2 separate regions of the Homo sapiens genome follow, and region 1 is linked to region 2. Evidence: chromatin loops called from intact Hi-C (ENCODE). Cell type or tissue: GM12878. All regions are shown on one strand. Each heading gives the region's core, and the rest is flanking DNA. Links, peaks and the distances in the headings are about the cores only.

Region 1 (15,609 bases), core at 4,013-12,012, 180 kb after region 2:
AAATCACTAAGCTAAAGGGAAAAGTCAAGCTGGGAACTGCTCAGGGCAAACCTGCCTCCCACTCTATTTAAAGCCCCCCACCCTGCTCACTGAGATGAATGCACATCTTATTGCCTCATTTGCAGAGGCTGATCAGAAACTCAAAAGAATGCAACCATTCGTCTCTTGTCTACCTGTGACCTGGAAGCCCCCTCCCCACTTCCATTTGTCCCGCTTTCGCCTCGAGTTGTCCTGCCTTTCCAAGCTGAACTAATGTTCATCTTGCATATGCTGATCAATGTCTCATTTCTCCCTGAAATGTATAAAACCAAACTGTGCCCTGGCCACCTTGGGCACATGTCATCAGGGCCTCCTGAGGCTGTGTCATGGGCGCGTCCTCAACCTTGGCAAAATAAACTTTCTAAATTAACTGAGACCTGTCTCAGATATTCGGGATTCACAGGTCCCTGATCACAGCAGTGAAGTTACATTGCCACCTTCTCAAGTGTGACACAGCACATCCTGCAAAACCAAAAGGCCCCCCTCCCTCCCCATGCACCTGCCTGCACCCTCCTGGTTTTCTGCCTCAGTCCCAGCCCCGTCCTGAGATCTCACGAGGCCTGTTTCTCCAGCTGCTCCCACTGTTCTGCGTTGGAGGTTTCCTTCCTGGGGGATTGACTGGGCCTGCCTGGGTAAGATCGGTTTTCCTACCCCTCTTCTATTTTGGGGAGCCTGTTTTTCTTATATTGATTTTAATTTATACCTGCTTATTTAAAAAGTAAGTTATAAAACTTATTTTATTCTCATGTTTCATCCTTCATCTTCACTGGCATTTTTCCCTGCACCAACTGTGGGCATGAGCCATGTGGGAGTCCGGAGACCCCAGCCCCACCTGGAAGGGGTTTCCCCGTCTGGTAGGACACAGCCAGTGACAGACAGCTGAAGCACCGTGGGCCAGCTCATCTGATGGGATTGGTCTATATAGAAAAAGTAACTTTTCAAATGTTGGGTGTTTCACATCGGAATTGCATGCCGTTGGACACTTTCTGCATTAGCAAGAGTTATGCCTGCTGGATGAAGAAATAAACGCCAAAACCTCAGAGCCATTGTGGAACACAGATCATAGTGGATGGCCAGCCAACTCCACTGTGGGCAGACGTTGGTGTGGTCCTTGGGCCAAGCCTCCCTTTCTTCTGTGCTGAACTTTGTCGGGAGATTCGAGGCAAATGCTTGCCTGCCGTTCTTGAGGAACTGCTGTACCAGAAAATGAACCCAAATGTGACCCCTTCAGACTGAGGGGTTGAAGGTTTTGTTTAATATTATGGAGGCGGCCAGGCGCAGTGGCTCACGCCTGTAATCCCAGCACTTTGGGATGTCGAGGCAGGCGGATCACGAGGTCAGGAGTTCCAGACCAGCCTGGCCAATGTGGTATAACCCTGTCTCTACTAATAATAACAGAAATTAGCCAGGCGTGGTGGTGTGCACCTGTAATTCCAGCTACTCGGGAGGCTGAGGCAGAAGAACTGTGTGAAGCCAGGAGGCAGAGGTAATAGTGAGCTGAGATCACACTACTGTACTCCAGCCTGGAGGTCAGAGTGAGACTTCGTCTCGAAAAAAAAAAAAAAGAAAAAAGAAAGAAAGAAAAGAAACAATGAACAGAACAGTGCTCTAAAAATATTTCTCTTTTTGTTTAAATGGAAAAATGGAGAAACACATGAAACAATAAATCAAAAATGAATTATAATGGTTGCCACTGGGGGAGGGAAGATACAGAAGGAAGAAGAGAGAAACCTCTCTGAATACACCTTGTTTTATAGTTTGCTTTTGAAACCATCTACATTTAAAAATAATCCTTAAAGCTTGAATCAAAAAGAAAAGAAGACCACAGAAATTTGAAAACAAGCTGAAATAAATTGTATTTCGAGTTGGTGGCAAGCACACAAAGAAAAAAAATAATTGTTATAATTGACTTTAAATTCTGAATCTCAACTGTGTCTCCCAAGAGACACAAAAAGACCGCTTTCAGATGTTTTATTGTTAGAATCAATATTGTTATTTTGAAATTAGCTTATATATATTTGTATAATAAAACAAATATTATTTACATTGATGTTGTTGAAGCCAAGATTTCCAACATGATAGAAAACAGATGCAAATGTAACATCGAGGAGTTCGGGAAAAACCCAGCAGTCCTCAGTCAGAATTGGAAACATCAGCATAAATTAATGATTTGTTTCTCTCTTAAAAAATTTATTATCTAGTTCCTAGCTCAGTCCAACACAAACGCCCAGAAACTTTAATAGTCCACAGCAATGAGCACTTAGGAACCTGGATTATGTTCTCTAAGCATGATTTTCCACAAAAAAGCATCAAGGCTTTGGCCTGATGCAGTGGCTCGCACCTGTAATCCAAGGACTTTGGGAGGCCGAGGCAGGCAGATCAATAGGTCAGGAGTTCGAGACCAGCCTGACCAACAAAGTGAAACCCTGTCTCTACTAAAAATACAAAAATTAGCCAGGTGTGGTGGCAGGCACCTGTAATCCCAGCTACTCAGGAGGCTGAGGCAGGAGAATCGCTTGAACCTGGAAGGCAGAGGTTGCAGTGAGCCAATATTGCGCCACTGCACTCCAGCCTGGGTGGCAGAGGGAGATTCCATCTCAAAAACGTAAACAAACAAAAAAGAATCAAGGCTTTTCAGGAAAGTGGCTAAGTCCAGTTCTCAGGCAGGAACTATGCATGGCAAGCCTGAGGAACTTGCTACCCCAGAAACTGAAGAAGCTACCAGAAGTCATTGTGGTTGTGTCAACAGGACATGGAGCGAAAGGAGACCATTTGAGCATCATAAGGAATCTAATGGGTGTTGATTGAAAGTCATTCATAACTTCGTGAGGACACTCAAAAATCAAACTCATCACCGGGGGTGGCCAAGGTAACCACTGACATTCCTCTGAAAACTTCAAGAACAAAGGGAGGAAAAAAATCAAAATTTACCTTGCTTTCCTATAAGATGCATGTTTCAGAATTACTAAATAAATTGATTACTAAATATATTACTAAATGAATCATTGATGGAAAAGATTGTTATAGAAATATACCAGCTTATAAATTCAGAAAGAGTTATAAAATTTCAAGATTACCATTTGGTGACCACCAGTGAGCTGCCGGATCCAGAATGCCGTCATCAATGCCACCCGTCCCCTGCACCGGGAGAGGAGTTATCGGAGGAGATTATGATGGACCACAGTCCAGGCTGACAGCACCCACCCTCTCATCCCAGTCGACATAGCTACCACGGCACAACTGGACTCATGTGCCTCTTGAGAGAAAAAAAGGGAAGTGCTCATTCCCAAAACATTGAACCTGAAGCTTGCTGGGTCTTGACAGCAAACACCCATTTATTAGAAGTTGGTGGATTGTAGAAACATTTCGAATAGCACAAAAATAAACTGATCAGCCAAACTGAGATATTCTAAGGTCAAATGATACATCAACAACAAGTTTAATAAGCTCCCTTCCCCCCACCCCCAAAAAAGAGAGGAGGGGCTATCAGAGATTAAATGAAACTGGAGACAAAACCACCGAATACTTGTGCCAGTTGCTCTTGATTCAAACAAATCAAATATAAAAAGAAAGTCTTGAGGCAATTAAGAACATGTGGACATGGTCAAGTGAACTTAATCAGTTGCATGACGGCCGGCGCGGTGGCTCATGCCTGTAATCCCAGCACTTTGGGAGGCTGAGGTGGGTGGATCACGAGGTCAGGAGATCGAGACCATCCTGGCTAACATGGTGAAACCCCATCTCTACTGAAAAACTACAACAAAAATTAGCTGGGCTTCATGGTGGGCGCATGTAGTCCCAGCTACTTGGGAGGCTGAGGCAGGAGAATGGCATGAACCCAGGAGGTGGAGCTTGTAGTGAGCCGAGATCGCACCACTGCACTCCAGCCCAGGTGACAGAGTAAGACTCTGTCTCAAATAAATAAATAAATAAATAAATAAATAAATAAATAAGTTGCATGATGTCATTTTTGTAGCAAATGACAAAGTCAGGAATCCAACCTGAGACACCACAGCCCTTGGTGATCATACAAAATCATGACCTTCTCCTAGGGTGTAATGTAACTTTAATATGAAAAAGTATGCTGAAACAGCTGGCATCTGATAAGGACAAACATATAGTGGCCTTCAGCAGTGTTTGGAGAGTGGATGAGCCAATGGTTAAACAAATGGGCGGAGGCATGTTTGGCAGGAGAGCCAGTATCACATGCAATTGGTCTCCCATCTTTCTGTGGGATCACCTACCAGGTTCATCTGAAGCTTAGGGAGACTCAAAGAGCCCCAGACACCGAGACATCGCTCTAAGATCCTGTAGCCATGCAGAGCTGACTTTTCCTCTGGAAACAGTATAATGATCATAATGAGAATGAAGACACAGACCTCATTTCTATGGTTAATTAGAAAGATATCTCCACGACTAGCGGGCATTTTCTGGTTTCTGCTGAAGAGCCTGTTCTGCTCTGCATATCTGTGCAATATCCAAGCTGGGGTATGGACCCTGGGAGAGGAGAGACCCGGAGAAGATGAAAGGATGAGGGTGGAAACAGAATGGTTTCACCTGCAAAGCGCAACTCACATATTTGCTACTGGAACATGCTGAGGGCTGGGGAGGTGTGGATGTTTTATGTAAGTCTACACAGCATTACTGTAGTGATTTAGGAAAAGGCTCTTTTATGAGAAAATGGCTAAGATATCTGAATTCAGCTCTTGCACAAGCAGGATAGAACCCGCAGGCTGCAGTCAAAAGGGACATTTTATTTTTCCCATGAAAGCAAACATTTCCTATTCAACAGAAAGACAAGCACACCCAGACTCTGCCAGGTGGAAATTTAAGATTGGGTGAGGGTGATTTTCCTCAGCCTCCTGCAATGAAGACAGGCTCAGGGCTATTGCAAGTCTCCCACCTAGAGCAATTAGCAGCCGCATTAATGTGATGCAGAGGGGCAGCTGCACTTGGAGGTAGGAATGGGGAGATACGGGTGGGATGGCGAGGTGCAGGTGGGACAGGGAGATACAGGTGGGATGGAGAGGTACAGATGGGAGGAGGGGATTCAGGTGGGTTGGGGAGATGCAGGTGGGATGGGGAGATGCAGGTGGGATGGGGAGGTGCAGGCGGGATGGGGAGATGCAGGCGGGATGGGGAGGTGCAGGCGGGATGGGGAGATGCAGGCGGGATGGGGAGGTACAGGAGGGTTGGGGAGGTGCAGGCGGGATGGGGAGGTGCAGGTGGGTTGGGGAGTTGCAGGTGCGGTGGGGAGGTGCAGGCGGGGTGGGGAGGTGCAGGCAGGGTGGGGAGGTGCAGGCGGGGTGGGGAGGTGCAGGTGGGATGGACAGGTCCATGTGGGAAGGGGAGATTCAGGTGAGATGTGTAGGTACAGGTGGGATTGGGAGGTATAGCTAAGCATCTCCTCTGGCATATCAGGCCCTGCCTCATTTGCCGGACTCAGAAGGGGCTTCTGGGGTCTGGACTGGACAGAATCCTTTTCCCAGCCCAAAGCCTGTCCTGACCAGGGCAAAGAGCCCACTCTGTGGATCAGCCTAGTGAGGAGGATCTGGACTCTGTCCTGCAGTGAGCAGCCAGCGTGCTTGGAATTTGGTGCAGGACAGGAGACTTCACCAAGGGCAAACTCAGGCCCAAGACTATCCCCCTGGGCAGGAGAATAACGCAGCAGCCCTCAGCCAGTGTCTCCTCCTCAGCCAGTGTCTCCCAGGTCCATCCGCGCAGCCAGTGTCTCCTCCTCAGCCAGTGTCTCCCAGGTCCATCCGCGACTCCAGGGTGTCTGTCTAGGACCAGCTTGCTGCTTGACTGTGATATTTCATTTGCTTTTATTTGTTCAGGAAACGGGATGAGAGCTCCAGTTCTCTCCTCCCATGCCTGGAAGGATTGGAGAAACCTGTAGCCCCACATCCCAGGAGTATGTGGAAGCAGAGGATGCTGTGAGGGTTATCTGGCCAAAGGGCTCTCACCCCTGCTGACCTGGCTGCAGCCCGGCCTGCAGGAGCCCCTCCTCCCTGCCCCCTGCCATCTGGAGCTGCAGAACAGGCTCTGGGTCCTGCCTGAGGCATCTGCTGAGCCCCCCACCTGCCCATCAGGCTGCAACTCAGCCAGAGCGAATACCACCCCTGCCCCTCCATGCCTGCAGCCACCTGGCAGCCCCTCCTTGCTGCCAGCTTCACGCCAGTTGACCACCCTGCCACTCCTGCTGCCTGGATGTACCAGGAAGAATCTGCTTGCTTCTTTCTAGTCTCACTGTCTGTGGGGTCCCCTTGCAATGAGGGCCCCAGGGCAGGCATGCCTTAGGCTGGGGTAACAGAGACATGGGCGTCTTCCTGACGCATCCCCATTGCCTCGGGGAAAGGAACTCCCTTTACCCCCAACAGCCCTCTCTGGCCCTGGGATTCTTTCAAAATCAGACCAAACAGGGCTGCCATTTCCATCCTAAGGCCCCTTCCCTGTCGCAGTGCTGGCGTTGGTGCTGGGGGAGTGAAGGTGAGCGGCCGGTATGCTGGGGTATAGGTGGGGCTGAGAGTGCTGAAAGGTGCAGGTGACATTCGCCAACAGCTGCAAAGGCTGGGGGTGGCGCTTGCACTCTGGGAAGGTCAGGAGGGGCCCCTGGGAGAGGTCACACATGAGCAAGATGGCAAAGCACTATTTGGAGCACACAGGAGAAGGCACCGGAGACTCATGGCTTCCAGGCACCCTGAGTTCAAATCCTGACAGCCTCTGTGTGGAGGAGCTGGCTCCCATGGGCTCCAGTGTGGCCTGCTTCCCTGTTTGTTTAGTGAACGCCTTAACAAAAAAGGTTTTAGGGGGTGCCTCACCCTTTAAAATTGACAGGACCACAAATCACCCCACACACAATTGTGTGTGTGTGCGGCCCGCCAGGTGGGGAGGGCAGGGCCTTCCTGTGGTCAGGTTCCCAGAGAAGCGCTTCCAGTAGGGGCCACCAGGCATGGCCCCTCTGCCCCACCTTGATCATGTTCATGCTTACATCTCAAATGCACGTGTCTGCTACATCTTTCATTGTCTTTTAAGTCAATTGGGAAAAAGCAAAACAGAACTCCCTAATTCAACCTCAAAGTTAACGCATCCATGTGAACTAAAGAAGAAAACGTGATTTTCATCTATCACAAGAATAAAGAAGTGAAACACTGATCATATTAAAAGGGGTGTGGGGGAATTGGGCACTCTTTCATTTTTGGGGTGAGATCATTAACTGGAAAATGGTTATAAAGAGGAATTTGACAGCACACATCACCTATAAACATTGTAAGATGCTTCATTTTGAAAAGTCTGTTTTATAGACACAAAGTGCTCAGAAGTTACTGCATAAGCATGTTCCCAGTGATGCTGTTTTTAACAGAAAAAAATGAAAAAAGAAATATGGATGATGAAAATGGCTGAATGAGGAAGTGGTATTGTGTGAGCAGGAAAGGGGAGCAGGTGCATCTATTTGCAGTGACCCACAGACACATCTGGTTTCTGCAGGAAACGAAAGCCAACTGATATGATGGTTTCGTTTTGATGCCACTTTATTTTTTTTAAAGTGTATGTGTTAATATGTGAACAGAAGAAAAGCCACATACCTACGTGTTAACAATAATTACTTCCGGGAATGTATATAAAGTGTGAATTTCTGCATTGTTTGCATGTTTTATCAAATGTTACTTCTTTTATAATTAAAAAACAAACCTGAAAAAAACTCCATGCTGAGGTAAACACTGTCTGCTGGTTTGGGTAATCAAGGAAGAGAGTAGTTTGTCTTTATCTAATTTGCTTAAAACGTGAACAACTTGAGGAATAGCTCACACTTCCATTGCACATTCTCCGCCAGGAAATGCTGAAAGCGCTTTGCACATATTAACTCACTCAATCCTCAGAGCCGCTTTATGAGGTATGTGCTGTCATGATCCTCACTTTAACAAATGGGAAATATGAGGTGCAGAAAGGGCAAGAAACTTTCCCCAAAGCTCACGAGAAGTGCGGCACGGATTTGAAATTAGGGTGTCAGCTCGAGACGCCAAGCTTCAACTCCCACCCCACCGGGGCCCTCCCCAGAGCCTCCATGTCTCCCTGCCGTTGCCGGGCACCTCGTCCAGGGTGCCTTCCTGTTCCCCACTGCTCAACCTCCCCAACCTCCCCAGCCCTTACTGCCAATATCCTCAGAGGGCTGGGGAGCCCAATAACAGCACCCCCCAGGTGTGATCAGAGGACAGCGGGCAGAAAGCACTGGAATGGGCTTAAACACTAAACAAACCCCAGTGCCTTTGAAGTACCATGCTCTGGTCACTTGTGTTGGTGAAAGCCGTAGTCCTGAGGCCACCTGCCCTCTCCCAGAACTGAAGAGCTGGCACCCATGAAGGGCCAGGCTGACCCCACTCCCCATGCAGCCGCAAGCCAGGACTGCAGCAATGCAGAGAGCAGAGACCACCAGGATGGCCCCTGGCTGGGCCCCCAAATGACCTGCGGGCAGGCTGTGCTCACAGGAGGCTGCGTGTCTGCTGGAGTCCGCACCTGCCAGCCTGGCTCTGCATCTGGAAGCCTTACAGGAGCACCTCAGAGCCGAGCTTCGAGGCCTTGCTGCAGTCAGATGGGGAATACACGGCCCACCTGCTCCCCAAGCAGCCTGCCCTGCCATGCTGCCCTGTGGGTCTGGGGTACCACTGGATGAGCTCTGGTGACAACAAGGTGAATCATGCCTTCCTTGGAGCAGTGAGAGCCCTTCCAATTATCACGTTTCCAGAGAAAAATGAAAATCTAAATTGAAATCCTCTTTCTCTTGCAAGTTTCAGCTCAGCTGCCGACTCCGCTCTGGAAGCCCGAGGGGCTCCCGGGGGCTCAGGCTTCCTTCCGCAGCAGCCACCCTTGCTGGGGCTGCTTCCTCCCAGAAGGTCACGGCTCTGCGGTGTCTTGTTGGTCATCTGTCCTGTGTCCAGCACTGACACTGCTGCAGCTGTGAGCCTTCCCCAGGGCTCGGCCAGTTGAACCCAGGAGGAGGCAGATCCATCCAGCTGCTCAGAGGCCCAGGGTGGCCTCTTTGGGAAGGAGCTGCTCTGTGCAGAGCTGGGCCTCTGAAGATCTGGGATCCTCCAGGCCTGGGGTAATGAAAGCCCTTCATTGATGGCCAAACCTTCCCTCCACCAGGGCAATATGCCCCACACATCACTGTCCCTTCCTTGTCACCTTCCTCCCTGGAGCTGACCCAGTTATGGGCTTGAAAATATTAATCTACTTCTTTGGGTGACTCCAATCTGTCTTTACTATAAGTCAGGAAACTGAGTGCTGGACCCCAGAGCCTCCTCTGTCTGCCGCCTCCTCCTCCTCTTATTTTCCTCCTCCCCCTTTACCTCTCCCTCCTCCTCCTTCTCTTCTTCCTTCTTCTCATCCTCTTTTTTCTCTTCCTCATCCTTCTCCCACTTTTCCCCTCCCTTCTGCTCCTCCTCTTACTTTCCTCCTCCTCCCTCCTTCCCTGTCCCCCTCCCTGTCCAGCCACTGGGTTTCCTAACATGCTCATTCTGGTTCTGTCCTGCAGGTGAGAGTTTGGGAGTCCAAGGCTCCGGGACCCCAGTGCTCTGTTCCCAAGCTCTGTTCATTTTCCCCTGCATGAGGGAGGGGTCCCCCTGGAGGTCCCCATGTTCCCTGGGCTCCTGCTGTCACTGTCTCTGTGCTTTTCTGCCCAGAGCGTTGCCCCTCCCTGGATCTCCCTGGGACTCCTGCCCCACCTTTCTCCCAGCTGTGCTCTGTCTGGGTAGGGACTCCCTGCTCCTCCACCCTGAGAAAGAGGCGGGAAGGTCATCGGTGATGGTGAAGGTGTTTCATTCAGATCTCAAAACCACGCTCCTTCTTGGTAACCGGTGCTGCAGCTCCTCACATCACCTAAGGGCCCCCTCCAGTGGGCTTGCCCCTGCAGGGGGTCACCTCAGCCGCCATGTCCTGGTAGAGCCGTCCGTCTCCTCTGGCCTGGCCTCGCTGCCCTCTCCAGCCACCCCACACGCGCCTCCGACAGCCTGGACTCCTGAACACAGTGCGGGTGGTTCTGTCTCATTTTCCTCTTCATTGGGTCTAATCTGGTCCATAAAATGGCAAGTGTTCTCCTTAGGAATATCTCCTCTTCTTCCAGCTCAATTCAAGGGTTTTAATTTTTCTTTCACTTTCTCACTATTGGTCCTCAGACAGGAGAGAGGAAACCATCACTCAGGGGATCCTTGAGGCAGAAACCACACCTGTGGGAAAGGGATGTGGGCGGAGAAGGGGAGGAAGGGGAGGGAGTGGAGGGGAAGAAAGGAGAGGGGAGGGAAGAGCTGAGGGAAGGGAGGGGACATTCTTGACAGGCAAGACACTCTGCCTTCCGGGGGAAGAGTGCACAGGTCCCTAGAAGTCTCTCCAGTGCCCTTTGCTCCTCAGGAGAATGGAAGGAGGCCCCTTCTCTCTGGAGCCATGAATCTGAGGACCAAGGCTGTGCCTGCACCACTCTCTGCAAACATCCTCCAACCATCTCTCTCCAAAATACGCTGGGAACTCCTTCAGCCCAGCCTGTGTTTTAGGTTTTTAAATACATCTTTGTTTAGGAAATGGTCTGCCATTTTTTGAATATGTTTAATGAAAAGACGAATGAATGAGCCTTGGACATTTGAGGGTGTCAAATAGAACCCAGGTCAACTGAAAGAATACTCAGTTCTCCAAGGTCAGGCTAGAACTGTCCTCTGGACCCCTCCCCACCAACACCCTTAGTGGGCTTTTGTCCTTCATGGAATGAGACCATCTCACCTTAAATAAATCTCAAAGTCTATGCTGCGGCTCGATCCAGCAAGTCAGGGCTGCACCAAGGTGGGGTCCCTGAAGTGAGTTCCTGGGATGCCCAGACAAAGGCCGGCCATCCTTCAGCCATAGGGAGGAGCTGACCTGGTCCGCATGAGGCTCATAGCTGGCAACTCACTCTATGCTGGGTTGAAGGACACTGGTGCCCACTGATGGGCTCCGGGGCCACACAGGAACCTGGAGCAGCCCCACAGGTCAGCTGGGCCGTCCTGCCCAGGGCTCTGCCCTCACGCACCTCTGGACCGGGTCCTGTTCCAGGGTGGGAGATCAGGCCTGAAGGCTTAGGGATTGATGCTGAGGGGCCTGTGTCCCTGGTACACATCCAGCCTGTATGAGCTTGTGTGGACAGGAATCCGCAGGGCAGGAGGAAGACTTTCATCCACCTCTGTATTAGTCTGTTTTCACGCTGCTGATAAAGACATACCTGAGACTAAGCAATTTACAAAAGAAAGAGGTTTAATGGACTTACAGTTCCACATGGCTGGGAGGTTTAATGGACTTACAGTTCCACTTCCACTCACATTCATGGTGGAAGGCAAGGAAGAGCAAGTCACATCTTACGTGGATGGTAATAGGCAAAGAGATTGTTCAGGGAAACTCCCATTTTTAAAATTCAGTCTCCTGAGACTCATTCACTATAATGAGAACAGCACAGGAAAGACCCACCCCCATAATTCAATCTCCTCCCACCGGGTTCCTCCCATGGCAAGTGGGAATTGTGGGAGCTACAACTCGAGGTGAGATTTGGGTGGGGACATGGTCAAACCATATCAGGCTCCTGTGAGATTTGGGTGGGGACACAGCCAAATCATATCAGCCTCCCAGTGTCACACAGGAACCTGAACCTTCACCTTCCAGGGGTATTGGAAGGAATCCTCCACCCTCCCCTCTGCCCACCCACTTCTCCCAGGGAAGAGGCGTGGATTCAGTGAACACACTCCATGGCGCCCAGGTGGCTCCGAGCTGCTGGGCTCTCCCTGTCTGGCCTCCCAGGGCCACAGTGGACCTTGGCCCCGACCCTCTGTGCCTGGCCTAGTGGAGCTCATTCTGCCCCTGGAAGGAGCCCCCACCCTGCCATTTTCCAGATGCTGCATTTATTTGGGATGAAGCTGTAGCAAGGTCCTCCATCCAACCTGAGTACTGCATGGCTCAGGGCACAGTGCAGATGTTGTGACTCTGGTCTTTCACTTTCTACTTCTCGTTTGGATCCTGACTCAGAGAGGGTGAGGTGCTCCATTCCCCCCGGCCTCTCCAGGTCCCAACACACACACTTCCTCCATTTCCACGTGTCTCACGTAGTTCTCGTCTTGGCCTCAAGAGAAGAGCTCTGAAAGTGGAATTCCACAGACCCTGGAGAGCTAACATGGGCCATTCTGGGCATGCTCCGGCTCTTCCAGCCTCAGCCTTTCCATCTGTAAAATGAAGGTTTGGACGGGAGGCTCCGTCTGCATTGGGGGAAGGGGTCCTCTGGAGACGCAACAGATGGCTTAGCCTCTGCCCATCATTGCCAGCAACAGGGCTCGCTCCCCAGGAGGCAGCTCATGCCACAGCTAACTGCTCTTGTCAGAAAAGCTGTCCTTCCATTCAGCCAAAAATCTGCCTCGCTGTCTCTCCACCCAGTGGACCTGTGTCCCCAGTACACATCCAGCCTGTTCGAGCTCGTGAGGATGTTTTTCTGCAGGACAGGAGAAAGATCTTCATCCACATGGGAGTGTTCTTCTTCCAGAGTCATTAGAAGCCTCTTTCCCAGCAGAGGCGCTGAGAGGGTGGAGGACTGCTCTGAGCTTCCAACAGCCTGTCGCCCTCCGTCTGACCTGCACGTTTCCAACACACACTTGGCACTGGTTACTCTGCTCTGGATGTGTTCCTCGTGGTCAGCATCCACTGAAAGGGAGTGTAACCCCGGACGCGGTTGCAATCCTGCAATCCTGCAGTGGGTGCACTTTGCCCTTTCCCAGGCTGGCCCCTCTGTAGGGGGCTGGGGTCCCTCGCGTGCGGGGCAGCCCGTCTGATGATCTGGGCTCAGGGCTGGGGCCAGCAACACCCGCAGGTGTACACGGCATGAATCACAAACCGTTTTGTTTACCTGCGGTTGGTTTTTGTTTTAATCCAGGGAACAAGCAGGGCTTCACTTTTAACCCTACTCAATTCCATCTTGTTCACTTCAGTCCATTGTTTCGGCCTGTCAAGAGGTCTTTTCTGTCTGGACAATTTCCTCCACCACATTAGCCTCCCCTGTGAGCTTTGATCTGCACATTTGACAAGCAGGTCTGTTACAGCTCATCCAAGTCATTGATAGAAACGGACCAGGATGGGGAGTGGACAGGTGCCACTGGAGACTTCCCTCCAACTTGACATTGATCCATTAATCAATATGCTCCACAGCTCTGCCACTCCCTGACAGCTACAGCCTCTCTTCCAGGGTTCTCCATGGGGCCCATGGTAACAGAGTGGGGACTCCACACAACTCCCCTGTTGCCTGGGTGGGGAGTCTACCAGAAGTCTCAGGGTCCCGAGGAACGTGTATTCCTGGGCTGCACCCTTCTGAAAACCACAGTGGCCTGCCGTCTTCACGGGCACCACGCTGTTGTGGGTCCTGGTTACCCTCTGCCCGCTGACATCCTCTATCTATCGCTGTGTTGGCTTGGAGCTCTTCAAACCCTTCCAAGCAGCATCCCTGATGCCGCCAGCAGAGCCAGGGCTACTTCTCCTTGGCTGCACTTGGCTCATCTGGCGTCCAGATGCCCCTTGCTGCAGGCTGCACACCCTATGTGCAGGTGCCCAGGACGCCTGGGCGGAGGCTCCATGTCGTACTCATTCTCTGTCTCACCCTCCCCACGTCCAGCGTGGAGCCCTTCGTAGACACTCAATAAACATGAGCGTATGGACTGACCAAATCTTTCCATTCTCAAATGCATCTCGCAGGGCAGGGGTCGATACAGATGGCTTGTGTGGCCAAATGTGGCCCTGCTGCCTGCTTTTGCAGGGTCTGTGAGCTAAGACGTTTTAAAAAACATTTTTAAATAGGAAAAAATTTAAACATACCACTTCATGATACATGGCAATGATATGAAATTCAAATTTCAGTGTCTATAAATAAAGTCCCACTGGAACGCAGCCACGCTCTGCACTGACGTGTCACCCACGGCTACCCCCACACTGCCGCAGCTGAATCGGGGAGTTGAGGCCGACACTGCATGGTTCACAAACCCGAAAATAGGTGCTCACTTGCCCTGTACGTACGTTTGCTGATTCCCCGCTTGGAGGGAAATGGGTCTGCTTAGGACAGAAGAAACATCCACAGGCGAAATGCATTCATTTATTCAAGAAATATTGATTTGCAGCCAGCCTGCGGGAGGCGAGATGCTAGGTGGGGGCAATTTGGTAGGAATCTGGAGAGAAAAGGCCCTGCTCTCGCTGACATCAGAGTGAGTTAGGAGAAACAAAAAGCAAGGAAAGAAACAAAAATAATTCCGTATGATGAAAAAATGGTGTAAAATCCCAGGGAGGGGCAGCAGAGCCCCAGGACAGGGGGACAGTGGAGAAGACCTCAGAAGGGGGGCAGCCTAGGGGCGGGGGGAGAGGAAAGATGGGGCAGGTGGGCTGGGTGTGAGGTTCTTGGGGCAGGTGCAGCAGGGAGAGAGGCCGGGACAGATGGATGAGGCCCTGGCAGGCAAAGGGCTGGGCGTTGCTCCAGCGGGACCAGAGGGCTTTAAACAGGGACGCGCCACCATGGGATTTGCATCCTGAGAAGAGCTGGGAAGACCCACAGGCAAGCACCAAGCCTTGGGTGGTGACACAGGAGAGGGCGACATAGCCTCTGTCTCCAAAGAGCTCTTGTGTTTGCAACGTGAGCTCTCGGAAATGTTAGGTCCTGGGGGCCAGAAGCAGGGTTTTTTTTTTTTTTTTTTTTTTTTTTCATAGAGACAAAAAATAATTTGCTGCCTTGCTCATGTGTTCCTCCATCCCCCCGTTTACCCTTCCTTTCTCCCTCCCTCCTTTCATCAGACTGTACCCAGCGCTGGGGGTCCAGGGCACACACACACCCACATCCCTCTGCTCTCCCTGCTTTCAGCCCCTGAGTCTCTGGGAGCCTCCCTGTCACCCCGCAAAGTAGCACTGCACTTGCTCATCCCTTTTCTCTCTTTTTCAGGAAAGCTCATCATCATACTGTTTACCTATTTCTGTTGTTTGTTTGGTCTCTCTCTCCCTACAGTTTCACTAGGATAAGGAATATTTCTCTTTTCTTCATAGCTGAATCTCCAGTGCCTAGAACCCAGAGCAGGCGCTCTGGAAAGATTATGAAATAAATTGATGTAACCCTTGATTACAAGAATAGCTGAGAGAAAACTGAATGAATGGTGCCTGCAATGTCTCTTCCATGGCTAACACCTTTCGCCCATGTGGAGTCTGCCCTACTTCAGGAGATTCACAATGGACGGGACGCATTCTGCTTTCAAAGCACAGTACCTGCCCCTGACGTTCAAAGCCCGCGTTCTCCAGGTTTCTGATGTCCTGTTCTCCTTCTCTTCATGTGTTTGCTTTTCAAGCTGGCTTGGTTGGTGTTTCTCACTGCGGTTAACAGGGAATCCTGTGCAGCCGAGAATCTGCCCTGTCAGGTCCTCAATAGAGGGTGCACATGCCTCATAGATTCCCCCCAAACTCTCAGCACAGCCCCCAGGTCTGGTCCTTCGCGGGCTCTGGCCACTCTGCCTCGGCTCTGACATGCCAGCTACAGAGGCCAGCTCTCCT
Region 2 (15,609 bases), core at 4,381-12,380:
AACACAAAGAATGATCAGGGATAAACAGGAGACACACTATTATGGTTTTACATCATAGTGATGCTAAAATGTTACTTCATGGTAGATTTGTTTAAATTAAGAATACCTGTTGTAATACCTACAGAAATCACTAAAAAGAAAGAGATATACCTAAAAACCAATTAAAAGAGATAAGATGGAATAGAAAACCACTTTATAAATAAAAAAGAAAGCAGGAGTAAAAAACATAGGATAAATATAAACCAAATTGCAACATGGTGGACTTAATCCCAACCATACTGATAATTACATTAAATATAAATGGTTTAGAATTTCTCCTTCCACCTTCCAAAGGAGTAATTGCTATAGTACTTGCCATTCACCATAAAAACAAACAAGAAAACTGAAATAATTTACAAAACAACTGTTTTAAGATAGACAATAGGTAGCACAGAACTGCAAACAATGATCAAAGAGAAACAAATTAGGTGAACCCAATGATCACCTTGGACTTCTGCTTGGAGGCAATTTCTAGACCATGGTGCAAGGAAGGAGAAGCAAACCCAGAAATCTTGAGTTGAATAGACAGGATACAGTCAGCTGGGGCCAAGGTGTCTGGAATTTTCAGGGCAGAGTACAGGATAGGAGGAAGTTAGTCAGAGAAAAAGCTCCAGAAATCTGCACAGAAGTTCCTGTGAGACATGGGCTAAATATCAGTTTTCAGGTAAAATGGAAATGAAGACTCCATGAGGCACGTCATAAAAGAAATGCCAGGGGGAAAAATAATAAGGTCGAGGAAATAAATATTATGAGAATTAAAAAAGGAACAAAACTCTCAATCACAGAAAATATTATGAGTTACATACATAACCAAAGTAATTTAAAGATAAAATATTGAAATTAATAAGAAATTAAAAGATGTAAAAGCAAAGACAAAATATCAACCGCATTTCTGTATACTGAAAACAGCAACAAATACACCAAAACAACAAAACCTAGGAGTTTGTAGGAGTAAATTTAGCAAAAGAAATGTGAGACTTTACTGAAAAATACATTAAAATTTATTAAGGCCATTAAAAAGAGCTAAGAAAGTGAAGTGATAAACCTGTGTGTAGATAGACAGTTGCAATATTATAAATATGTCTCTTTTCCCAGACTAACCTACAAAGTCAAAGGAAGCTTGACCAAAATTCTGTCAAGGCTCTGCATAGAATATGTCAAGTTGATTTTAACGTTAGTTTTAATTTAATTTATTTGTGTAAATTTAAGAGGTACAAGTGCAATTTTGTTACATGTGTAAATGTAAGAAGTACAAGTGCAATTTTGTTACATGGGTCTATTGCCTAGCATTAGAGTATGAGTTTTTAGTGTATCCCTCATCACTCAAATAATGTACATTGTACCCATTAAGTAATTTCTGAATGTTCTGAACTCTTTGCTATTCCACATAAAGTTAAAAATCTAGAAATTACTTAATCAATTTTAACTTTATATAGAAGAGCAAAGGGTTCAGAACATCCAAGAGAGTTTTGCTGCATCAGATATAATGATTTATTATAAAGGTGACCTGAGCAAGACCACGTGGTCCTGGCCACATGGATTAACTCATAGACTCTTGGGACAGAGAAAGAGGCAGCCTCCCTCTCTCCAACCCCCAGAAGTACATCTCACTTAATTAGAAACTTGGTAAGTGACAGAGACAGAGCTTCACACATTTAAAGAAAATATGTATGACATTATGGTGAATAACGCATTTTTACCTTAGTCTTTTTTTTGTTTTGTTTTTTGAGACGGAGTCTCGCTCTGTCGCCCAGGCTGGAGTGCAGTGGCGCGATCTCAGCTCACTGCAAGCTCCGCCTCCTGGGTTCACACCATTCTCCTGCCTCAGCCTCCTGAGTGCTGGGACTACAGGCACCCGCCACCAAGCCCAGCTAATTTTTTGTATTTTTAGTAGAGACAGGGTTTCCCTGTGTTAGCCAGGATGGTCTCGATCTCCTGACCTTGTGATCCGCCCACCTCGGCCTCCCAAAGTGCTGGGATTACAGGCGTGAGCCATTGCGCCCAGCCACCTTAGTCTTAAACTGCACAAATTATGAAGGATAATATAAACAAACTCAGTGACATTAAAATAAAAATGTTTGTATTTAAAAAGACACTATAGGACCGGGCGCGGTGGCTCACGCCTATAATTTCAGCACTTTGGGAGACTGAGGCAGGTGGATCATGAGGTCAAGAGATCCAGGCCATCCTGGCCAACACGGTGAAACCCCGGCTCTACTAAAAATACAAAACAATTAGCTGGGCATGGTGGCACGCGCCTGTTATCCCAGCTACTCAGGAGGCTGAGGCAGGAGAATGACTTGAACCTGGTTGCAGTGAGCCGAGATCACACCACTGCACTCCAGCCTGAGCAACAGAACAAGACTCCATCTCAAAAAATAATTAAAAAAAAGACACTATAACCAAAGTAGAAACACAGACTATACCCTGGAGAAGACATTTGCAATGAGCATAACTGACAAAGGTTTAGAATCCAGACTACAGATCAACGAGAAAGAAAATACAGTAGAAGAAAAAATGGTCAGAGGATATGGAAAAGGATTTCGGAGAAAAATAAACCATAACTTTGAATAAACATGTGAAAAATATCCAAACTCATTACTAGAGAAATAGATGTTATTATCTCAGTGCATGACACTGTACACCTGTCAGGAAAATTTAAGGGTACACACTCTGAAGGGCTGGGAAAGATGTGAAGAGGAACAGGTGTGTATGGTAGGAGTATAAATTTGTACAACTACTTTGGAGCTACATTTATCAATAACTGGTCAATTTAACATAAATATGTCCCACAACCCAGCAATTTCACTCATAGCTATCTATTTAACCTTTAGATAAGTGATAAGGAACCTATACAGGGTTGGCCATTGCAGTTCAAATTAGGTTGATATAAGAGAGCATCAGAAACAGCAGAAAACCATCAAGAGGAAAATGGATAAATAAATTGTAGTATATTCATGCAATAAAATGCTGTACAGAGAAAACAAATGACCTAGGATTTTGGGTAACAACATATATAATTCTCACTAACCTAATGCTGGGAAAATAAGCTGGTTGCAGGAAGAGTCACACATTTTAATTTCACGTAGACAGCTTTATAAATAGAGAAATAAAGCACAGTGCACAGGAATGCATGCAGACATGATAAAGGCAAGAGGAAGCACATGGAATCAAATGAGCATCAAATTCAGGATGGTGGTATCTCGAAAGAGGCGGTGGTGAAGGAATAGGAACAGGTTCATGGAATGTTCACCTGCACGTGGGAGGTTTTATTGTTTTGGCTGAGGAATGGACAGCCTAATTCCCTCTTTTTTTTTTTTTTTTTTTTTTTTTTTTTGGTGTCTTCTGCCCTTTTTTGTGCCACCTAACACTGTCCTGCGTGCCCACCGGGCCAGGCAAAGCCTCCCTGCCCCTCCCTGTTCCTCTTGCCCTGGGGCCCCTGCCTTGGCTGTTCCTGCCACTTCAGATTATTTACCCCCAGATGTTCAAACAAGCAGGCCTCCCTTCTTCCAAGTCTCAACTCAAACCTCACCATCTCAGGGAGGCTTCCTGACCTCAGCGCCCTCGTCACCCTAGGCAGTGTTCTAGTTTAATTCTCCACGCGGCAGTCAGCATTAGCTGGTAGTTCCATTTGACTTGCCGTAGTTCCTCTCTGGCTTTTGTTTACTCCTGTCTTCCCTCTCTAGAACACAAGCGCCTTAGCAAAGGAACAAGCTGTCCTGTTTTCAGCAGGGACTTGTGCTTGGTGCAAGGCAGGCATTTCACTGGATGAATGAATGAATGAGTTAGTGAGACAATATGAGAACCGTAATCATAACATGGAATATCCATATCAGTTTCTATCGGTATTTTTTTAAGCAATAAAGGCAGAGATTTATTGGAAATGAGGGTACACTCTATTGAAAACGAACGTACACTTCACAGGGTGGGAGCGACCAGAGTAAAAAGGCTCAAGGGTCCCTTTACAGAATTTTCTGGGGTTGAAATAGCCTCTAGAGGTTTCCCATTGGTTACTTGGTGTACACCCTATGAAAAGGAAATAGTGGCCCCACAATCAGTCTGATTGGTTGGTGGAAAGCAACCAATCAGAGACTAAAGTGAACTTACAAAGTTACACCCCTATGCAAACGTCTGATTGGTTGCGGAAAACAACCAATCAGAGATACTTTCAATTTTCCATCGGCCACACAGAAAAAGTGTGTGTGTGTTGGGGGCGGGGGGTGGGCGAGTTACAAAGGGAGTAGCCTCTGGTTCTTTTGTTGTTTAGGTGTGGAAAGTTAACTTTCCACATCTGTCAGCATTTTTATTAGAAGGAGAGTCATGGACAAACGTGCATAGCTAGGGGATCCCCAAGAATGAGGGGTCACAGTGCAGAGAGAGAGGAGAAAGGAAGGGGAAAAACTGCATGCAGGAGACTGTACTTGAGCAGAGCCTCGTAGGTCAGGCTGCGTTCCGATGGGTACAGGAGAGAGACTGAACAGCAGCACGCGGGGCGGACTATGCTCACATAGGGCAAAGCCATCGTGCTTCTGGGGTGGGGACACCTTGTGAGAGAAAGAAAGATGCTCAGAGTCAAGGCCAGGGTGAGGGCCCAGCGTAGGTGAACGGGTGTCAGGGCGATGAGGGAAAGTGGTCTCTCAGCTGATGTGCGATGAGCTTATGCGCAATGCCAATGGCCCATGTTGATCAAGCAGACCATATGTGACGACCCTGCACTAAGCACTTTACATGTAGTAACTCATCTCATCCTCTAACAACCAGGTGAGGTGGGTGATCTCATCTTCCCTAATTCTCAGATTAGAAAACGGAGGCTCGGAGAGGTTAACCAAGGCTCCAAGGTCACTTGGGCTTTGGATAATAGCAACCGATGCCTGTCCCCTGAACTCTGCCCCCTTTGCACAAAATACCAGAGAATATTGTGAAGACCCGGTGCTATTGAGGGATGGAGGAAGTAAGGACAGGGTCATACTAGAACCGCCTCTCAGATACATGCATCCAAACTCTCAGATGGTGGCTCATGCAGGGTGCAGCTGTGGCTGGGAGCTGCCTGGCAGCCAAAGCAGAAAGAAAAGTGTGTGATTCAGTGTCCATCAGAATAATAACTTTTTAAAATCTTCAGGAACAAGTGTGAGTTTTCCCATGCTGTGGCTCAGGAGAAACCCTTCCTGAGGCCTTTATAAACAGAATGCTGGTAACTGGGCTATTTTCTCAACAGTGCCCCCATGTGCCAGCCACAACAGTCGTGTAAATGTTGCTTTCTCTCATAATTTCCCATTTTGGAATTGTTATAATTCCTTCCCCACCTCCTGTAGGTGGTATGCTTGGGGTTCTGGGGGTTCTATGATATGTGCATATATATAGTATAGGAATGATACATATATTCCGATATAACCGTATCACAGGAATATATGTATGTGTGTGTGTATACGTATATATCTTCCTTCCTTCCTTTCTTCCCTCCTTCTTTCCTTCCTTCCTTCCTTCTTCTCTTTCTTCCTTTGCATAGGTACTTTCTGAGTGGCATTACATGACAGGCATTTGTATAAGGACAAGGGATATATGAGAAAAAGGTAATTCAGCAAACAGGATCTCTGGAATGTTCAGAACACATGGGGTAAACCACGTGTATTAGTCAGGATTCTCTAGAGGGACAGAACTATATATATATATATATATATATATATATATATATATGATGGGATATATATATATATATATATGATGGGATATATATATATGATGGGATATATATATATATATATATATGATGGGATATATATATATGATGGGATATATATATATATGATGGGATATATATATATATATGATGGGATATATATATATACGATGGGATATATATATTTCATATATTCTGTATATATATTCACTGAAATAAGGAAATATACATATTCCATATATTCTGTATATATACAGAAATAATTTTATATATATATAGATAGATATATAAAGGGGAGTTTATTAAGTATTAACTCACATGATCACAAGGTCCTACAATAGGCTGTCTGCAGGCTGAGGAGCAAGGAGAGCCAGTCCCAGTCCCAAAACTGAAGAACTTGGAGTCCGATGTTCGAGGGCAGGAAGCATCCAGCACAGGAGAAAGATGTAGGCTGGGAGGCTAGGCCAGTCTCTCTTTTCACATATTTCTGCCTGTTTATATTCTAGCCATGCTGGCAGCTGATTAGATGATGCCTACCCAGATTAAGGGTGGATCTGCCTTTCCCAGCCCAGTGACTCAAATGTTAATCTCCTTTGGCAACACCCTCACAGACACACCCAGGATCAATACTTTGTATCCTTCCATCCAATGAAGTTGACACTCAGAACTAACCATCACGCCATGACATAGGACAAGTTATTGCCTGGGACAAAAATGAGCTCATAAACAAAGAAGCTTCCTTACATACAGATTTTATAGATTCTCTAGTAAAAACAACTTCCAAGGTCACCTCCTCCTCCTCCCAGTCCTCTGTCCGCCCCCCCACAGCCTGAGCACCCACATCATAAATGGGGAGCAGCTGGTGTCCCAGATTTTGGGACCCTTCCCTGTCCTTGGCGTCTGATGCTCTATGGCTTCTTGGACATTTGTTTTATTCACAAACACTGAAGAATCAGTTTAATTAGACATCTTCCAATTCTATGTCAAGCCCTTGGAAATCCCAAGTGTTTAGCAGTTAGGAGGGAGGGTATAAAGGCTCCTGCTGAGGTCACAGTCTGGGGGCAGGATTGGGCCGGAGGGGCAGCCTTAGAGAGGATGCAATTAGCTGGTATTGAAAATAACAGAAGAAAGAAATCCTCAGGTGCAGGGCCACTCACACACACCTTGACGTAAGGGTCAGCAAACGAGGAAGGAGAAAAATTGAGTGAGTTCTCAGATGTTTATCATTAGCAGAAACCCACTGGGTAGGCTTAGATTATTAGTGTAACTCAGTGGCACTCACCCTGCACAGAACCATGAACAGGCACTGCTTCCCAAAAGCAATGGGCCCAATCCCAGGGCCCTCTGTAATCTGTCCTGATGCATGGTTAAAAGCTTAGTATTGCGACTCTTTAATTTAGAAAAATCAATCAAACTTTGACAATTTTTCCTTCTTCCCTCCCTCTCCTTCCTCCCTTTACTGCCTCCCTCCCTCTCCTTCCTCCCTAGTCCCTCTCCTTCCTCCCTAAGTCCCTCTCCCTCTTCTCTCTCCTTCCTCCCTGTCCTTCCTCCCCTCCTCCCTCTCTTTACTGCCTCTCCCTCCTCCCTCTCCTTCTTCCCTCTCCTTCCTCCTTGTCTCTCCTCCCTCTCCTTCCTCCTTCTCCTTCCTCCCTACCTCCCTCTCCCTCCTCCCTCTCTTTCCTCCCTCCCTCTCCTTTCTCCCTTCCTTCTCTTCTTCCTTCAGTTAGGAAGGAAGTGCCATTACATGCCAGGCACTGGTATCAGGACAGGGGATACAAAGAAAATGCCTAATTCATGCAAGTCATTTTAGCTTGCACCCGGTATGTCTTGGATTGCTAGTTCTGAGAGAAAGGAACCAGCGCACCAGGAAGACCCTCAGGCAGCCCCATGGACAGTTCTGTGCAGAGAGGGATCCAGGCCCCCAGCCAACAGCTGGCAACAAATGCCACTCATGTGGATGAGGCCTTGGAAGTAGACCCTTCATCTCAATCAAACTTTGATGACTACAGCCTGGCCAACATCTGACTGCAGACAGGAGAGACCCCAAGCGAGGACTACCCAGCAAACTCTTCCCAAATGTATGGCTCATAGAATCTGTGTACACGATAAAGGCCCCTAAGTGCTGGGGTGATCCATCATGCAACATTCGATAACTGCAACAGACACTGAGCCCAGTGGTTGGTGCACCATCAATGCTCAGACAGTGGTGGCTGCTGCTTCTGTCAAATAACAGCAGTTCCATGTTCTGACAGATGTCCTAGATTATTCCAGGAAGTCGCATGGCTCCAGACTCCCTCCACACCCACAGTGCCCCCTGAGGAAGCCTGGCCCCACAGATGGTGACTGGCGGGAGCCATCAGACCCCCTGTCTGATTGATTGCACTTGAGTGCTAGAGAGGAGGCCATGAGAGAAAGTCACACACGTGAAACTCACACGGGAAACCACAGCCTCTGCACCTCCGCAGGACACGGCACGGTAGCTCAGCCAGAGCCTTGGCGACCTTGGGTGCCCTTCGCGAGCTCCTGCTTCCGGAGCCGGCTCTGCAGCTGTTCTTCCTCCTCTTGTGTCTCTTGTAGCTTATAATAAAAATCTCTCTCTGGGAATTTCTTTGTTCTTTGAGCATTTCTTTGTTTCTTGCAGCCTAAAAGAGCCCATCTCAAACAACAAGGGTCTGGGTGGAGGAAGGGTTAAGGACATCTTATTTAGACTCAAAGAGCCCAATCAAGCCTTCTGCCTGAATGGAATGATTTGTGCAGTTCCTCGGTGAGACAAGAAGCTGCTTCTCTGCTCTGCCTACTAAGAAGGCCTGGATTTCCATACATAAGTAGATAAACACAACGTGCTGAAGGCAGACAGGGAAAGCAAGAAAGAACACACTATTCATTAACTTCTCCGCTTCCTAATAGGATCACCACGGGCTGAGCAACATTTCTGCTTGAGTACCCCAGCACAAAGCCCTGTCTGGGCCTCAGCCACCTGGTAATTCTCAATTAGGCTCCACGGCAGCACTAACGGCTGGCTGTTGGCTCCTACAGGTAGAGCTTATTCAACAAGGGGCCCGAGCTGTATGCCCGGAGATCACGCATGCCCAGCCTGCTGGGCCACCGTGGGCGCTGGGCAGTCTCTCTGCATTTGACCCTTTCATGATGCAGCTCCCAGTTCCCTGGGGTGGGGGCTGAGGAGCCTGGCAAGCCAGTGTGGCCATCCCCAAGTTACTCAGCACCACAGGCAGCAGCATTTTACAGCACATAGGAGGGAGCAAACCTTGCAAAAATGGATCGATAGAGACTGCTTATTGAAAGAACCTTGAACAAGCACATGTGTAAGGATTGAGAATGTGGTGTCTGAACTGGCAGCATGTGCCCAGAGCAGCACAGACCTCCCAGGAAAATGAAGAGAGGAAATCGAGGTCCCAGCAGCCCCAAGGCCCTATCTTCCTGTTTCTGCAATCACAGAGTCTTCACCTTGCCTTTTGCTCAAAGCACCGGACATCAACCTGTGGGCCATTGTCCACATTTGGCTGTCTGTACCTAGACCTGCACTGATGGATGTGGCATGCTCAGAGGTGGAGCAGATTCAGGCTGTTGTCAACAATGGTTTTGAACTCACCATCATGTTCTAAGTTAAATATTCCTCCGTGCATCATCCACCTGAATGGTTGTTCTGTGATCCCTGGAACAAGAAGATAGAGCTCCAAATGGCACAACCAGATAAGCATCACCCACCCCCGCTCAAGAATTCTGTTCGAAGTGTGCTTATTCCCACCTGGGCACACAATGTACCCATACAATAAAGCTTGCTGAAGTTGCAAACCTGCCCGAACATGGGGCTCTCCTACGTGACCATGCACCTAAAGGGCTCCAATCCCTCTGCCAATCACCCTAAGAAGTTTCCAACCTGCTCCATTTGGCTGAGAATCCTTTACTGGCTCCCCATCACCAGTGTGAATTAAGTCGCACCCCCTTAGCCTTCCTCCAGAGCCTTCTCTGAATTGACCCAGCCTGGATTTCACCTGTCAGTCATTCTTTGATATCCTTGTCTGTGAGTCCCTTATCCTGAATATGCTGAGCCCCTACTGAATACGCCCTCCCACCGTGAGGCAGGATAGCGCCGTGTGGAAGGCACAGGCCTGTGGATCAGACAGACCTGGACTCTGATTACTTAATCTGTTTGAACCTCAGTTTCCTCATCTATAAATTCAAAATACTCATCATCGTCTGTGCTGTGTAGGGTTGGCAAGAGGATTACACGTCAGTCCTGGAAAGCAGGACTCAAGGCCCAGCATGCAGTGCACACTAACCACCCGTCGACACTCCAGGGCCCCCCACTCTAAGCATGCCTACTGTGTGGTGAAGTCACTGCCTTCATTGCGGTTATGGCCATCATCCTCCTCACTTCTGCCTTTCCCGTGGTGACCTGGACTCCTTCTCACCCCTTCCTGCATGGCCCCTGCTCACCCCTTCCTTTCCCAGCCTCTGCTGGAGGCTCCAAGCTCCAGATCCTGATGTAGGGCCAGCCTTGACCATGTCTGCCTGAGCCTGGATTGCTGTTCTGTGGCTGGACTTTGTGGGGATTTGCAACAGCCGAGCCTCACCATGCCCAGCTCAGAGGCCGTCCTTAGCATGAGTCCTTTCATGTGACATCATTTAATTAAGTGTTATATTGTATGGGTCTATAAATGTCCACCTGAATTTAAATCTGCCAATAAAACTAAAAATCTCCTATAAAAGGAAGACAATGATTGTGAGCAGATATGGCCAAATGCCCATAAATCAGAAGGGGTGATGTCTCCAGGCAGAGGCTGGAATTGGAGTCACTAAGTCAGGTAGGGACCATCACCCACAGCCAAGGGGCCTTTCTTTCAGATGCCACTGTGTACATTTAGGATGTGATGATCTGAAGTGTGGAACAGTCACCCCCACAGTGCATGTAGCTGAGGGCACGCCAGGACCCTGACGCCAAGCTGCCCGGCCCCACCTGGGCACTCTTCCTACCGCAGCAGAAGCGAATTTCGGGCCTAGAGGAAATCGAGCCTGTCCATCCAGGGACAAACCCAGGCCTGGTGGGCCCTGTGCGGGAGTTTCCCAGAGGTAACCTGGTACCCAGCCAGGGGCAGACAAGTAACTGTGCTGGAGTCCCTGAAGGACCAGACGAGGGTGTTTCCCAAAGCAGGGCACACGGAGGCTCCTTCACTCGTGGGTTTCTCACTGGGACCCTGAGAGGTTCTGAGAGCAGGGAGCATCCCTGGGTAAAGGAGACATGGTTGCACCTGAAAGAAGGGTGCTGGGCTGTAGAACGCTGCACAGAGGTGAGCCCAGAGCTGAGACAGATTGCACCTGGGGCCTCTGCCCTCCAGCCCGGGGCCTGTTCTCCTGGGCAAGGCAGCAAACCTTGTAGCGTAGTTCTCTGTGCCCATCCAGTCTCGAGGTCACATGTAGAAAACTGCAGTTTTCTAAGAAAAACCAGGCTTCCAGTGGGTGTAAAGCCTTGAGCTCCCAGCTGGTCCATCAAGGCTCAGACTGGTTTCCAGCACAGTCCCATGATGGGCTCAGCTCAGCACCGAGTGTGCACAGAACGCCCACGCAGTATCTCAGAAAGTGTGGAATCCAGGACTGACAAGCGTGCCCTATCTCCCTCCAGCCAGGGTTCTGGCATCCACTCAGAGAGCCTCTCAGACCCAGGGGACCTGGAAATGCTAGCCTTTCCTAATCAACCCCACCTCCCTTCCACTCCACAATCCCCCCGTCACCTTAACCATCCCACCATCCTGGCTCAGGCCCTCTGCCTCCCTGTAGAGCTGTTTATACCCATGACTTTCCTCTTCCTGGAGCCTGGTTCCCCAGGACGGTCAGTGCCGCAGGCCTCCACCTGCCTCACCCCAGTGGTCTCAGGTGCTTTATAGGGAGTCTACCCATCCAATCTCCCAGCACCTGGCTGAGGAGGTGATTTCCACATTCTAAGACACCAGCTGCTGCTCTACTGTGCCATGAAATAAGATGCCAGCATTTTAATAAGAGCTTCCTGGGGGTGGGGAAGTAGGGCATAGAAATACAAGTCTCTCTTGGTAAATGGACACATGCATTCTGAGACATCTGACTTCAGAAACACACGTCTTAGGATTCAGGAAATGTGATATGGCCCACCTTTTTCAGGAAAGCAGAGAAGGCAGTGACTTGCCCATTATGGCTTCAGTGTCATGCCAGGTCACTGTGCAAGATGCTACTATTTACGGGAGACTTCCAGGGTCAATGTGGCTGAGTGGCAGAGCTGGGACAAGACTTGGGGGTAAAGCAGACCCTGGCCATAATGCCAACTCCGCCATCTATAAGCTGCAGGACTGGGGCGAGTCACTTGAACTCTCCTAGCCTCCGTTTGCCCATAGGCAGTGGGCAGGTGGTCCAGGTTCAACTTCCTCATTGCAATACCCACCTCCAAAAAGCTGTGAAAACTAGAAGCATTTTTCGAACTCATTCAATGATAAGACCCCACCTGACGTGACCTGGCCTCTTTGGTAACCAAATCTGACCTGAGCTACCTGCAGTTCTTTAGTCTTTGATGGATCAGATTCCCAAGAATATTCATATGTTTCATGTAGAACTGCTATATCAGTTGTGTTTGATTACAGGTGCTGTCCCCAACCCCTGGGGTGCTCCATGCAGATGGACTGGGGCCAGGGCCATCATCTCCATCCTATGGACTCTGATCAGTCACCTTCCCCTATTTTCAGGGGTGGTTAACAAGAGCCGGGACTGGCACAGCTCTCTGGGCTCTGGTCACATGTCCTTTGCTGTCCTACAAACTTTTGGGAGTGTGCTCCGGGAAATGGTGCCCTGGTGGGGAGGGCTGCTCCTGAGAAGCTCCCATGGTTTATTTGGCCACATGCAGGGGCTCTTGCCCTCTCAAGGGAAACCACACAGCAGGGATGAGAGGGCCGAGGGCCAAGTGCCAGAGGTACAAGTCCTGAGACAAGGTCTGGAGTCAAGGGTCGCGGGTCAGGGGAGCACTGGCGTCACTGAGTAACATCTTCATGAAGTGACTCTTCCAGAGCAGCGGACGTCAAGGGTGGGGCTGCCTCTGCCTAGGCCAGGGATTACCCTCTTGCTTCAGATTTGGAACTGAAACCGCTGGGATCGGCGCCTCCACTGGGGGCCTAAATCCCCTGTTACTCTTTTTCAATGCCTTGTCATCGCTGTCCTGTTTGATATTCTTGTCTGTTTCCTTTTGCTGGAACACAGAGGAAATTTATACCTCATTCTTAGAAAAAGGAAAAAAAGATAGTTGTGCGATTGTGGGCAGAAATAGTCAATTGTCAGCTGTTTACAGGATGGGGCATTGGCGGATTCAGACTGGGACTCCCACCCACTGTGAAGACCCTTGAAAGTGATACCACTGCAAACCTATAGGAGGGCCCCGAAGGAAAATTCTCCTTGCAAACTGTCCTGCCCCTGAAGCTTTGATTCCTTTCCTGCTGCTGATACCGCTGTCTGTCTGTTCCACATGAGCTCCTCTCTCCTCTGCTCGGCCGTCCTGGACTACACAAAATCTCAGTCCTGCCACAGCCTGATGCTCTTCCCCCACACCCCCAAGCACACACACCGCACAACATACTCAGCACCTAGATTCCCAGGCTGGGCCAGGAATAGGGCCTGAGTCTATGGGGTTCCCATCAGCATCTTCATGGGGGGATCCTACAAAAACAGCCATCCGCAGCTCTTTGCCCAAATATATAGGAAGTGACTTCTTTTCTTTTGTGCCTTCTCATCAAAGGGTGGCATCAGACTAATATGGGTTTTGTTTGCCACAGCTTTCTGTCAAAAGACCTTGGGCAAGTTCCAAATACATCCATCCTCAGAAGAGCTATATATTAAGGATTTCTGTATAGTAAATTATCACTGGATGCATTGGCTGCAAAAACAAGCATTTGTCACCTCACAGGGTCTGTGGTTCAGGAATCTGAGTGTGGCTTTGCTGTGTACTGCTGCCTTAAGTTCATTCACTTTCAAGATGTTGGGCTGGGCTGAGTCTCATCTGAAGGTTGGGCTGTGGAAGGATCGACATGGCTGTGAGCAGGATTCAGTCATCTATGGGCTGGCAGTCTGAGGGTGTCACTCCTCTGTCGCTGCAGCCAGATGTCTCTGCCTGTTCCTGGCCCCATGAGTCCCTTCACAGGCTCACAACCTGGCAGCTCGCTCCCCTCTGAGTGAACAAGGGAGGGAGAGAGTGAGACAGAAGTCACTGTCCTTTGGTAGCCTCATTTCAGAAGTGACATTCCAGCAGTTTTGGCCACATTCTGTTTATTAGAAAGAAGTCAATAGGTGCAGTCTGTACTCAGGGGTGGAGCTTACACAAGGGCTGAGTTCCTGGAGGGGGTTATCCCTGGAGTAATCTGAGAGCCACCTACTCATGCCAACTGCATGTATTTCAAGAGACACACACATACACAGAGCCGCACATATACACATGGCTTCTGGACACACTGTAAGAACCCAATAAATGGCAACTAACTTTTCTTAATTACTAAGACCAATTAACATTTGACTGTTATTCACCTGCCAGTTTAAGGTCCTTGAAACAAACTCATTTTTTAAAGTAGGGGCAAAATGTCTGTGGTTTGCCAGTTTGGCCACTGAGTCATCATCTGACCTGAGCATGTGCTCTCTGGCCCTCGGCATCCACACCTCGGAGATGCAAGGCTGCTCTGTCCTCTCACCTGCATGCATGCTGGACTGTGTGCCTTTTCCTGTAACCTGGCCAGACTTCACTGGCCCCCAGCTTAGCCCAGGTCCCCAGCTCTGGTGGCCTTCACTGGTCCCTGTTCAGAGAGGAGAATCTTGATTCTACAACTCCTGGCTCTTCCCAGGACCACATGACCTTCCACACCACCTCACTGTGTCCCATGGATCATCTTCCTCCTGTTACCAACTGAGGTCCTTACAGAGGAGGCTGGTCATATCCCTCAGGGGCCAGCAACTCCCACAGTGACTGCACAGGGCGGTATTCAGAGGACACTTGCTGGCCTGGATGCAGGCTGAGAAGAGATCACACCTAAGGTCAGCATGCTGCCATCCAGGATGGGGGAGGAGACTGGTCCTTCTGGGAAGAGCAAGTAGTTCCGTGTGGCTGGAGCATGAAGACCTGACCCAGGTCATCTGGGGCACTGAAGGAGCTCTCCATTCATCCTGGGAGTATATGGAACTTTGGCAGCTAATCCTCTCTAGCCTGCAGCCAGGGCCAAGCTGATATTTGTGTGTCAACAACAGGAGTGAACAGTTCCTCGGTGCTCACCACAGGCCAGGCTCTGTTCAGCATTTGGCATTTTTAATCAATTTGATTCCCACCACAGCCCTAGGAGGTAAATGCAATTATTATCCTCACTCCATAAGTGAGGAAACTAGAGCACAAAGGGGTTTGATGATGCATTCAAAGTCACAGGGCCAAGAAGTGATAGAGTCCAGGTTTGATCCAGGCCCAGAGTCCTAAGTGCTCTATGATTTTTCCTGGGGATGACACAACCAAGTCCTGCTGCAAGGCCTGGGAAGGCCAGCCTTGGAGAGGATGGTGCATAGGAAGCACCTTCACTGGTCTAGTTAGAAACAGGAGACCAAACGAGAGGATGAGGCCTCAGAGGGGATGGGGATTTGGGAATGACTGACAGGACATGAAGGAGGTTAGGATGGACAGGATCTGGTGGCCACTTAGCTGGGCAGGCACTCAGATGAGTGTCTGTGAAGAGCAGGACAGCATCTGTCAGAGGCTGTGCCGCCAAGTCTGTTCCTGATGTTCCTGACCACGTGATTTGAAGTCAAAGGGTCCGTTAGTAGCCACCCAAATGCATTCATCTCACCCACTGCCCAGGTAGAGCTGATTTGTCAGGAGAAGGGAATTGCAATCT

Evidence for each region. Hi-C counts contacts between places; a loop is a spot of excess contacts. Peaks named below come from ENCODE experiments on the same cell type or tissue, not always from the same donor. Only the 100,000 strongest peaks of a DNase experiment are listed, where the experiment ranks them.
Region 1: a loop joins it to region 2, with 5 times the contacts of the local background. A loop is called at or near these places in 2 of 110 quality-filtered maps.

The regions. Positions count from the first base shown.
Region 1 is chr22:48,090,923-48,106,531 of GRCh38, forward strand. LOC107985536 (a long non-coding RNA gene) reads left to right here and starts at 7,847. Exons shown (of 2, transcript XR_001755616.2): 1 at 7,847-8,727; 2 at 8,826-9,283. RefSeq lists enhancers at 7,330-7,439, 7,460-7,669, 7,740-7,979 and a silencer at 11,444-11,676. In GM12878, for the core only: no CTCF peak of the experiment used is centred there; a DNase peak (open chromatin) is centred at 7,519; H3K4me3 peaks cover 1,181 bases; H3K27ac peaks cover 3,358 bases.
Region 2 is chr22:47,910,562-47,926,170 of GRCh38, forward strand. No RefSeq gene overlaps it. Among named protein-coding and RNA genes, the nearest start is that of EPIC1, 290 kb to the left of the region's middle. In GM12878, for the core only: no CTCF peak of the experiment used is centred there; DNase peaks (open chromatin) are centred at 8,190 and 8,698; H3K27ac peaks cover 1,568 bases.